Linked DNA regions of Homo sapiens: region 1 is linked to region 2. A link is a contact called in ENCODE Hi-C data. All regions are on one chromosome and are shown on one strand. The core of a region is the stretch at or near the end of the contact, and the rest is flanking DNA. Distances in the headings are between cores, read along the strand shown. Region 1 holds the start of ASB1 (ankyrin repeat and SOCS box containing 1). Region 2 holds the start of COPS7B (COP9 signalosome subunit 7B).

Region 1 (5,230 bases), core at 158-2,657, 6.6 Mb before region 2:
GGGCAACAAGAGCGAAACTCCGTCTCAAAAAAAAAGGAGACCTGTGCAGCCGACAAAGCCAGTGTTTATTCCCCAGGAACTCTCTTTATACTGGGAAGTAGCTGTTGGTCCTCTTTTTCCCACGGAACACGCATCATTCCGTCTCTCACTCTCACATGAGATGACATCCTAGACCCTAAGGTCCTGGCTGTCTCTGAAGTCAAAGTCAACGCCAACCAAAGCCCAGGATGGTAGATGCTTTGTCTGGCTTTTTCTGGTCACTGCAGTATCCTCTGCTGGGTCTAGCCAACAGCAGGTCTTCAATACAAGTCTGTTAAATGATTGGAAGGAGGTGCAGAGGGAGGGATGGATGGAAAAGCCTATCTGCACCAGTCTCCAAGTCAATCTTTTAAGATGTTTAAGAAATGTATTGGTTTATTACTAAGTAGGAGAGGAACCCCTCCAAAGACAAATATAGGCATGTAAAGAAAGCCCAGAACACACGAAACTATTGGCGCGAATGGCAAGCTCAGAAATCCAGCAAGAAGGAACTCCCACCACACCACCGGGAAACGGGAACCTGTCCTGACCGCTTCCTTCACATCTGCATGGTAGGGACACTGCAAGGTGGAGACCCTAAGTAGGACAGTTATTTTGGAAGGTGGGTGTGAGCCTTTCTATCTGCCTCCCTTGCTGGTGGGCCAAAGGCCCCTGGACATGTTGTGTCACTGACGAGCTCGCTGGAGACGGCGTCCCCGTTGTCCCTGGTCTGTGCCTGTGGTGGGTGGGAAGGCTGCCCCCCGCTGTACCACCGGACACGCCGTGGGCGGCAGAATGGTGAAAAAGTGCCTGCCCTCCCTAGGGCTACCCTCTGGCTGGCTTTCCTGATCCGTGCGCTCAGAGCTGGAAGGTGGCCCACGTCCTACTTTTGCGGTTGGGTCATATCAAATCTGTATCGGCTAACGGGAAGGAAGTTACGAGCAAGTTCCACCGGAAAGAAAATCTAGCGCGGGGACTGCACTCGAGGCCGAGGAGAGGGCAGCGCGTCCGTGGTGGGGTCGCCCAGCACTGCGAGCCGCGCTGAACCCCACCCCCGGCCTGCAGGGTGCGGCTCCCTGGCTGCCCCGTGGACCCGGCCAGCCCGGGACGAGGACGCAGGACCTCGGCAGGGACGCCGGAGCCAGCCCTTCGCCATCCCCACACGCCCCGCGGCCCAGTGGCCGCGCGCACGTTACCTGCGGAGCCCGGCCCTGCCCGCCCGTCTGGGCTGCCGCCCTCCGCCATGGATGCTTCCGCCTCCGCGGCCGCCCCTGACCCGCGCACGCCCCTCGGGCAGGAAGCAGAACGACCCGCGACCACTTCCGGCGCCGAGGGCAATGGGGGGCGCGTCGGGGTCGCGGCTTCCGGCGGGCGCGCGCCGGCCTCACTGGTTTCCGGGGCCGCGCAGGGGCCACGCCTCCGCTTCCGGCCTCGCTGTCTAGCAGGGCGCTGGCTGGTCCCTTCGTCCGGCGGGAACTTCGCGGCTAACCGACTCTCTGGATGCCGGCCGCGCTGTGGTTTCCTCACATAAGAAGCCAAGGAGTCGGAAAGCCCGTTGCCTGAGGCAGCAGTCTGGGAATTTCGGTCCGGCGGGCCGTCCCCACCCACACGGACGGGGCGTGGCTTCTGCCAGATGTGGGCGGGGCCCCGAGGGCCGTGGCGGGCGGGACCCGGGCCTCGGCCGGGCTGGCTTGGTCCCCGCAGGTGCCCCCCGCTAGCCACGAGCAGCCCCGGGAGGGTGGATTCGGAGGCGCGGGGACTGGTGAGGGCCCACTGCAGGGCTGAGCGTCGCAGCGTGCTGTGGTTTTAGATGAATGCTCCTCCAAATCCCTTCCATGAAGCCCTCAATCAGGTCGGTAACTGATGACAGCCAGTGGCTGACGCGAAGTTCATTGAATAAATGAATGCATTCGTGAACAACCGAGTAACATTTCTTGCACACTCCCAACTTCAAATATCGCAGCGTCGTCCCACCATGAGTATTGGTGTTGGTCCTAAAGCACGGATTCCCTTGGCTCCTCCCATTCTCCCCTGCTGAGTTAGACAGCGGGGCCTCATGCAGGAGGAGGATTTGTACACAGCACAGCAGGAGGCTGATGAGGGAGTCCGGAGACCCCAGCAGTCGTGGGCGTGAGCTGCTGGCTCATCCGTGTGTACAACATTCCAGACTGGAGTAAGGGAAGCCGCAGGCGCAGCCCCGCGAGTGCCCCTGCTGAGGCTGGCCCTGGGTGGCCCAGATGCACCAGGGGGCCCACTGGGGGCAGACCTGGCAGGCCCTGTGGGGGTTGGAGGCGGGAGTGGGGGTACTTCCTACAGTGGTGTTTGGTCTTGATGACAGCAGAGAGCACCACTGGCATGAGGGACAGGTGACTCCGATGATGACGCTGCCAGGCCAGGAGCCAGGGGTGTGCCCAGCCCCTGGCTCCACCACAGCTGCACATCCCGAACTCGGAGCTTCAGCAACTCCGAAGCCTGAAGCCGCCTCACGTGTTGTTGGATGGATGAATGGATAAACGAAATGCCGTCCATCCATACAATGGAATCGTACTCAGCCTTAGAAAGGAAATGCTGTCCGTCCATACAATGGATTCGTACTCAGCCTTAGAAAGGAAGGGAATCCTGACACACGTCACAACACGGATGACCTTGAAGACGTTATGCTGAGTGAGATAAGCCAGCCACAAAAAGACAAATACAGTACTGTGTGATTCCAATTATTTGAGGTCCCTGGAGCAGTGAAATGGTGGAGCGGAATGGGGGTTGCCAAGGGCTGGGGGAGTGGGGAATGAGGAGTTAGTTTTTCATGGGGACAGAGCTTCAGTTGAGGAAGATGAAAAAGTTTTGGAGACGGGTCACACAGCAATGTGAATTGTGCATTAACAGTACTGAACTGCGCATTTAAAGCAGGTTAAGTTTTATGTTCTATATATTTTACCACAATTGTTTTAAAGAATTTTTTAAAAGAGGTTCCGGTGCAGTCAGTCAGGGGTGCGGGTTGGGTGTTGGGTGGTTCAGAGCACCCAGGTGATTCTAAAGTGCAGCCTGGTGAGAGCCACGTCTCCGGGGGCCTCCGCTGCTCTGCCTGCCTGGTCCCGGTGGGCTCACAGTGAGCGTTCTGCGTGTCGGTAGCCTTTGCATCAAGGTATTGAGTCCCTGAGCAGAGTGGCCCTCCTGCACCTGCACCTCCACCTTCCCTGCCACGTGTTGCCCTTGGGATCCTGCCTCTTAGAAGAACCTGAGGCCGCACGTGGTCTGTAGCGGGGAGGTGGCCTCACATGCCCACCTCCGTGCCTCCTAAATGCCCACATGGTGCAGGGCAGTGTCCACAGAGCCAGCAGTGCTGGAGGGGGAAGGACACTCAATTGCTGGCCACTCTGCCAATACCATCACCCCCATTTCTCAGGACCCTGAGATCTGGGGGCCTGGTGCTATGCCCAAAACCACATAGCCCACAGGTGGCTGAGTTGGGATCACATCCAGACTGTCCAGCCCTACAGCCTGTCTCCCCCTCTGACCTCACCTCTCCAGAGTCCCTCTTCTTCCAGGTCCTCTGAGCCCAAAAGACCCACCAACACAGGGACACTCAGTGACCGCTAGAGATGAAGCAACTTGGGTCCCATCACCTACAAGCAACAGGGATTTACCAGTGCCTACCAGTGCCATCCCAGCCCAGCACAGCAGCAACAGGACCAGTGCAGTGGGCTGTCTTGCCCCTCCAGGTCCCAGTGGCTCCCTCCCGTTTTCCCACCCCTAAAATCACCCGTCGCTTCCTGTTGCCTCCTGGAGGCTCAGGCCTCCCCCAAAGTGTCCCCAGTGACCCCTCTGTGGAGCCTAGCCCAGTCTTTGTGGTGGAAAATTTGGCAGTCTAGCTAAAGCATAAGAATGAATAATCCTTGATCAGAAATGCCTCTTCCAGGCATTCATTCTAGGGAAATAATCAGATGTGGGGGAGATTCAGCTACAGTAGTGCTCATTACCATCATTTTATAACAAAAATGTCCAACAATGGACTTTCTGGTTCAGGAGGTCTGAGAAGGGGCCCCCATCCCTCATCCTTCCTGTTGCAGGGAACTGGGGGCCCCTCTGGAAGCATGGCAGGTATATGGGGGGCTGGAAACATGAGCTCCACAGCTGCAGGCTGGTGAGGATCCTGCTGGGCCTGGGTGTGCTGGTGCTGCTGTCGCTTAACCCCCACAGCTGTCTCCGGGAATTGGGCAGCAGATGTCACCCAGGCAGGGACCAGAAATGGGAATCTCTCCTGATCCTAGGCCCTGTGGGCCTGTGTTTGGGGTGTCTCCTCCCAGGAGGCCCAGCCCTCTCTTCCCCTTTGAAGGATCTCCTGCTTTGAAGGAAGCAGGGGATCTGAAGGTTTACCAGGTGAGGCCACGAGATGAGGGCAGCCCGCTGACCCTCCAGGCTTTGCCCTGGAAACATCTTTACCAGCCCCTGCCCCGCAGACCCTGTCTCAGGCCTTGGAGCCCACCTGCAGAGAGTCAGGGTGTCTGCCCCAAGCTAGGGAGGCAGATCCACATCCTTCCAGCTGAGTCACCAGGACAGGGTGACTCCTCTGAGCACCAGCTGCCTCCCTGTCAAATCGGGCTGATAATACCCACTTTGCAGGCTTTGTAAAGACACAAAATCCCATAGAATGTGCCACAGGCTTCCTGGGGCAGAGAGAGCCTCAGGACACAGTGGGCATCGGTGCCATGGCTGCTAACGCTATGGCATGGCTTTGCTGAGTGGAGCCACGCCCACCTCCAGCCTCCCACCCCACCCCACCCTGTCCTAAACTGAGCCCACCTTCTCTGCCCAGCTTGGAACAGAGCAGGGCTCAGGGGTAGACGCAGTGTCCCAGCAGGCCCTCAGCTTGGGGCTGGTGGGGCTGGGCAGGGCCCAGGCCGTGATGTTCCTTGCAGCCCTCGAAGCCTCCCTCTTCCAGCCAGGTCGGCCTCTGCCTGGATGTGGTTTAGCCTGGCAGTGGAGGTCCCAGGGAGGACCGGGAAGCCCAGCTGTGGGGACTGCAGAGGACAGTGTGGGCCCTGGGAGTCCTGCCAAGGGGGTGCCCTCTTTCAGCCCCCCTCACAGGTGCTGTGCTGCCTCCCTTGGTGTGACCGAGAACTCCACTAGTGTCAGGAGGCCACAGCGCTCAGTGAGCCCCTGCATCCTCTACCAGGGCCTGCGTCTCTCCAGGCAGCACCTGTGGAAGGCAACT
Region 2 (5,084 bases), core at 1,644-4,143:
TCTTTGTTCCTTCTGTTCAATGGATCTTCTCATTTTTGAGGCACAATGACCAAAACTGGATATCCAAGGTTTTAATAACAAGCAAGCAAACAAGTAAAATGAACTATGTCCTAGCTTTTCATGTCATATCTAACACATCTAACACATTTAGCACAACACTGCCCTTTTCCTCAAGAACAATACACTCCTATTCATGTCCATCTTATGTTCAATAGCAGTATGTTTCTGCTGTGTGTCCCTGACCAATCTTCCTTATCGATATTGCACTGGAGGTTTCTGGTCCTTAAGAATGCATGAATCTACTCCTATTAAACAGCCCATGCTTACAGCACTACTTTTCTAATTTATCAGGATCAATTTGACTTTTTTACTATCTTTTAGGTTATTATTAGCAACAATCTAATTTTACCCAAGGTAAGATAAAAATACTGGATAAAAGGAGCCAAGGATATTCTCTCAATCTCTCCCTCTGCCCCACCAATTCCCATCTGTCTCACAATAGGGTACCTCACAGGTTCACAATACTTCAGCACTGAAATTCTTTGGAAACCTGGAGAATTACAGAGTCTTAGAATAAAGAGAAATTGTTTGCAAACCGTTCTTACCTCCTGCACGTTGGCCAGCTCCAGAAGTTCTCCAAAGACATACACTCCGGGAGCCTCTAAGACCTGGCTTATGAGAGCAGTGAGGGCTGAGCCACTGGTACCTTTGGCTAGTAAAATAAACTGCTCCAGGAGATTACTTGAGGGTTTCTGTTCCCCTGCCATTCTCTGGCCTTGAAATCTGTCCAAAAGAAAATTGTGTCAGTCATTCTTCCTTCTCCTTTGCAAAGTCTGTGCCTATTCAGTGCTGAATCAAACACCAGAATACTTTACTTTTATAGTGTTGATAAAGAAAAAACAGGACAAGTGCAGTGGCTCATGCCTGTAATCCCAGCACTTTGGGAGGCTGAGGCGGGTGGATCACCTGAGGTGAGGAGTTCGAGACCAGTATGGGCAACATGGCAAAACCCCATCTCTACTAAAAATACAAAAATTAGCTAGGCTGGTGGCAGATACCTGTAGTCCCAGTTACTTGGGAGGCTGTGGCACAAGAATTGCTTGAACCCAGGAGGTGGAGGTTGCAGTGAGCCAAGATTGTGCCACTGCACTCCAGCCTGGGCAACAGAGCGAGACTGTCTCAAAAAAAAAAAAAAAAAAAACAGTTCCTGAGTCCAGATGCAATGACCACCTTATGAGATGGGTGGAGTTCAACCTGGAGTTAAAAGGATCTTGTCCTAAATTCTGGTGTTTGAAACACACTTTGTAAAAGTCATTTCACTTCCACCTGTCCCTCCTCCAGAGGCAACACCTTCTAAGTCCTTAAACCTGACCAGGACCTAAAGAAAAACACATGAGTTTCTCAGCAGCTGTTTTATATCCACCTCGTTTATACATTCTGGTTAAGAAATGGAGGATACTGCCTATACACAGAGGCACCGGATGTAAGCAAAAGCAATCAGTTACAGCTCCCACTGTGTCATCAGAATCCAATCTACAGCCAGACAGATAAGGAAAACAAAAAACCAGACAAGAAAGATGTCTCATTTAATCAAGTCAAGTAAGCACAGATAAAGGGAGACATCATTTTGAAAGAAAAGTAGCGATATATTCAAACTAAGAACATACATGCTGTGTAAGACCATGGGGAAAAATCCCTGTATTCGGCCTCCTCCTGATACGACATTTTAACCAAACGTGACTTCAGAATGTGTAAAAAAAAAAAAACCTCAAGAAAACGATAAAAAGATTTGGGAAAACAGTGAAAATATTGTATCAGCGCTCCGAAGACATTAAGTACAGGAGGGTCCCTCAATTGTGTAATCTAATTACACGCTGAGTGTACAGGAGTTCCAGGTAAGATTTCTCCTCCAAGAATGATACATATTAGAGCAGCGTGACAAAATGAACGAAAAACGGTATAGTAGAGTGCAGCAAAGAACAATTTGAAGAATAGTTTGGTGCAAGAGGAACTAAGTTTTGTGTTGGCAGGCACACAGATTAGTTGCCCTTTCACAGTATTAGAGAAACAAGTATGTCGCCTCACTTAGGGTTACCTAAGAAGGTCCGGCCAGACACAGGAAAAACAATGAAGTGCTGGGGAACAACGAGTTTGAGGACGGAAGGGAAAGGGAAAAGAGAAGGGGAGAGGATACGAGGAAGAAGGAAAGGAGTAGGGAAGAAAGGAGGGTCGGTGACGGTAAAGAGGGAAGGAGCGAAAAGGCCCTTCCAAGAGGACCCGTGTGAAGAGACAGATGGGGATCTCTGCAAAGAGTCCCAATGTTAGGAGGTGGGGGTGGAGAGGGGGTAGGGAAATGGAGAGAAACTTCTGTCCCTTCAAAAAATCTCGGCTTAAGGAGCAAAGCCTGTGGGCGCAGAGAATGTAAAGAGACGGAGACAGTCGCTTTCTTCTGGAGTGGGAGGGCCAGAGGCTAGGCACAGAGCGGAGATAAATTCCCGTCAGGGGAGGGCGCTATTTGGATGGACTGGAGAGGGGCAAACGAGCAGCCTTTGGGGATGGGAGAGCGAAAGCAGCCACAGCACTGAAGCTGAGGGTCGCAAGCTGCAGCAGACCTCACGGTGGGCGGTATGCTCCAAGCAGGGCCGCAGGCGTGGAGTGAGGAGCCGCGGGACGCGCTCCCCAAGGCGGGGGCGGGGCGGGCACGGCCGCGGGCTTCCTTGGCGGCGGGCTCTAAGCCGGATCGTCTGGCCGAGCCTGGAGCGCCGGCCCCGCTCGGCCCACCCTCTCGCTAGCTCCTACCTGTCCACGCCACCTCTCGGTCCTCTTAGTCGCTGGCTCGGCCTCCCGGCGCCTGCCCGCAGGTTGTCAAGCGTCCATGATCACCCCGGCGTCCGGCGCTTTTCTGTCTCCGCCGACCCGTCGCCCGTGCAGCTCCCCCGGAAGCCTCCCACCGCTGCACTCGCGTTCCGCCCACACAAGGTTCCACCCGCCGCGTTTACAGCCTTCGACCTCCGGTGGGGAAGTGGGAGCGAGGGGGCGGGGAAGAGTCTGCAGCCCGGGAACCAGGCGGGGAGGGGGTGGCTAGGGGCCCAAGGAGAGGAATGCGGCCTAGACGGTACTGCAGCCCAACCGTCGCCATCGCCATCCCGGGCCCCAAATCCTCCCCTTAGGCTGTGCTTTCTCTCTCAGGAGCTCCCCATGGCTACTGCGCTACCCCTGGGCACCGAGATACATTAAGCCTACTAACTACCACTTATTGAGCGTTTTACCATGTGCCAGGTGCTGTACATGCATTATCTCGTTGAATTCTCATAACTGTGGCTTGTATTATTGTTCCCATTTTTCAGGTGAGTTAACTAAGTCCAAAAGTCAGAAAGTGACAAAGCTTGCTATCTTTGTCAAACCCAGGCTATCTGAGGCCGAAGACGATGTTCTTGACCTCTATTCAGAAAATGTTTTAAAATAAGCAAGAGATGGGTTAAGCCAACAATGGTTCTATGACCAAAATGTCATTGATAGAGTTGCATCTGGTGCTTACCAACTCCCCTGGGAAGATGGCTAAGAAATGCCACATAATTGAACACTTAAACTGATTCCTGTATACACCACAGTCTTTCAGGTCTTGAAAATGAGAGAGAAAAACAGCCCTATTTGCCTATCGTGCGTTAGAATGCAGAAATGAGACAGGACAAATGCAAAGGAGCCTAGCATCAACCAACTCATTCATTTATTCAAAAACATTTCTTTAGCACCTATTATGTCCTGAAAAGTTATATGAAGATAAAACAAAGCTCTTACCCTCAAAAGCTCCAATGTGTTAAATGCTATGGGGAAGATATGACAACACTTTGGAAGCACAGAAGAGGTTGGGGAAGAAAAAAACAGACAAAAAGGGGAAAAAAGGGGGGTAGTGCCCATTGTCACAGAGGCTCGCACTGTGCAGCATATACTGATGTCAAAAAGAAACCCAGAGTGGTTTGACCCCAGGGTTTTCAAGAGTGAGAAATGAGGGGTACAGAGCTGGAGTCAGGTCATCAAAGGTCTTGGAATCCACATGCCAGGTACTGGGGAATTACTTAGGCTTTTTAAGCTAAGGAGAGGTATGAATAATTGCCTTGTTAGAGTGATCATGCTAGGTGCTATAGGAGTGGATTGGATGTGGAGAGAATTGGAGGCAGGGAAAACCTCCGGTGAGGTGACCGATTTATTCTAGATAAGAGATTGTGTTGCCGGGCGCGGTGGCTCACGCCTGTAATCCCAGCACTTTGGGAGGCCAAGGTGGGCAGATCACCTGAGGTCAGGAGTTCGAGACCGGCCTGGGCCACATGGCAAAACTCTGTCTCTACTAAAAATACAAAAATTAGCTGGGCATGGTGATGCACTACTAATCTCAGCTACTCTGGAGGCTGAGGCATGAGAATCGCTTGAACCCAGGAGGTGGAGGTTGCAGTGAGCCGAAATTGCGCCACTGCATTCCAGCCTGGGCAACAGACTGAGACTGCATCTCAAAAATACAAACAAAAACAAAGGTAGTGGCAATTGGGGATGAAAAAGAAGGGACACTGTTGGAGACATTTAGACTATAGAATCTATAAGACTTGGTGACCAGTTGAATATAAGGAGAGGGAGGGAGCATAACACCCAGGATTCTGCGCTGGGAGGCCAGAGCTGTCTAGAGCTAGTGTTAAGTGAACAGGGCTATGGAAGAGGAGGGACAAATATGAGAGTGAGAGGAAGACAAGTGAGTTTAGTGTGACTTCATAGAAATTCCAGCAATGCCTCTACTTCCTCTAGAACAATGTCCAGACTCCATGGCTGCAATTTGGATTTAGTATTTTGGTTTTTTTTTCCCTTAAGAGACAGAGTCTTACTCTGTCACCGCGGCTGGAGTGCAGTGGCACTATCATAGCTCACCTCAGCCTTGAACTTCTGGGCTCAAGGGATCCTACCACCTCCACCTCCCAAGTAGCTAGGACTAGAGGTGCGTGCCACCACACCCGGCAAATTTATTCCTTTTTTTTTTTTTAAAGATGGGGTCTCACTATGTTGCTCAAGCTGGTCTTCCCTGATCTCAAGTGATCCTC

What was found. Hi-C counts contacts between places; a loop is a spot of excess contacts on that map. Pooled maps may share reads with other maps.
Region 1: a loop to region 2 is called in a map of CD4-positive, alpha-beta T cell, with 21 times the contacts of the local background. The contact joins the promoter of ASB1 here to the promoter of COPS7B in region 2. A Hi-C loop is called at or near these places in 3 of 168 maps with a recorded cell type or tissue (CD4-positive, alpha-beta T cell, CD8-positive, alpha-beta T cell and naive thymus-derived CD4-positive, alpha-beta T cell) and 9 of 50 pooled maps.

What each region holds. Positions count from the first base shown.
Region 1 is chr2:238,423,104-238,428,333 of GRCh38, reverse strand. ASB1 (ankyrin repeat and SOCS box containing 1) reads right to left here and starts at 1,407. Exons shown (of 5, transcript NM_001040445.3): 1 at 1,215-1,407. The coding sequence starts at 1,263. LOC124908002 (a long non-coding RNA gene) reads left to right here and starts at 1,440. Exons shown (of 2, transcript XR_007088163.1): 1 at 1,440-5,230. RefSeq lists enhancers at 659-778, 2,291-2,826 and silencers at 1,029-1,548, 1,569-1,958.
Region 2 is chr2:231,784,254-231,789,337 of GRCh38, reverse strand. It overlaps COPS7B (COP9 signalosome subunit 7B), which reads right to left and starts at 2,893. Exons shown (of 7, transcript NM_022730.4): 1 at 2,800-2,893; 2 at 606-783. The coding sequence starts at 767. RefSeq lists silencers at 2,636-2,895, 2,986-3,165, 3,176-3,255.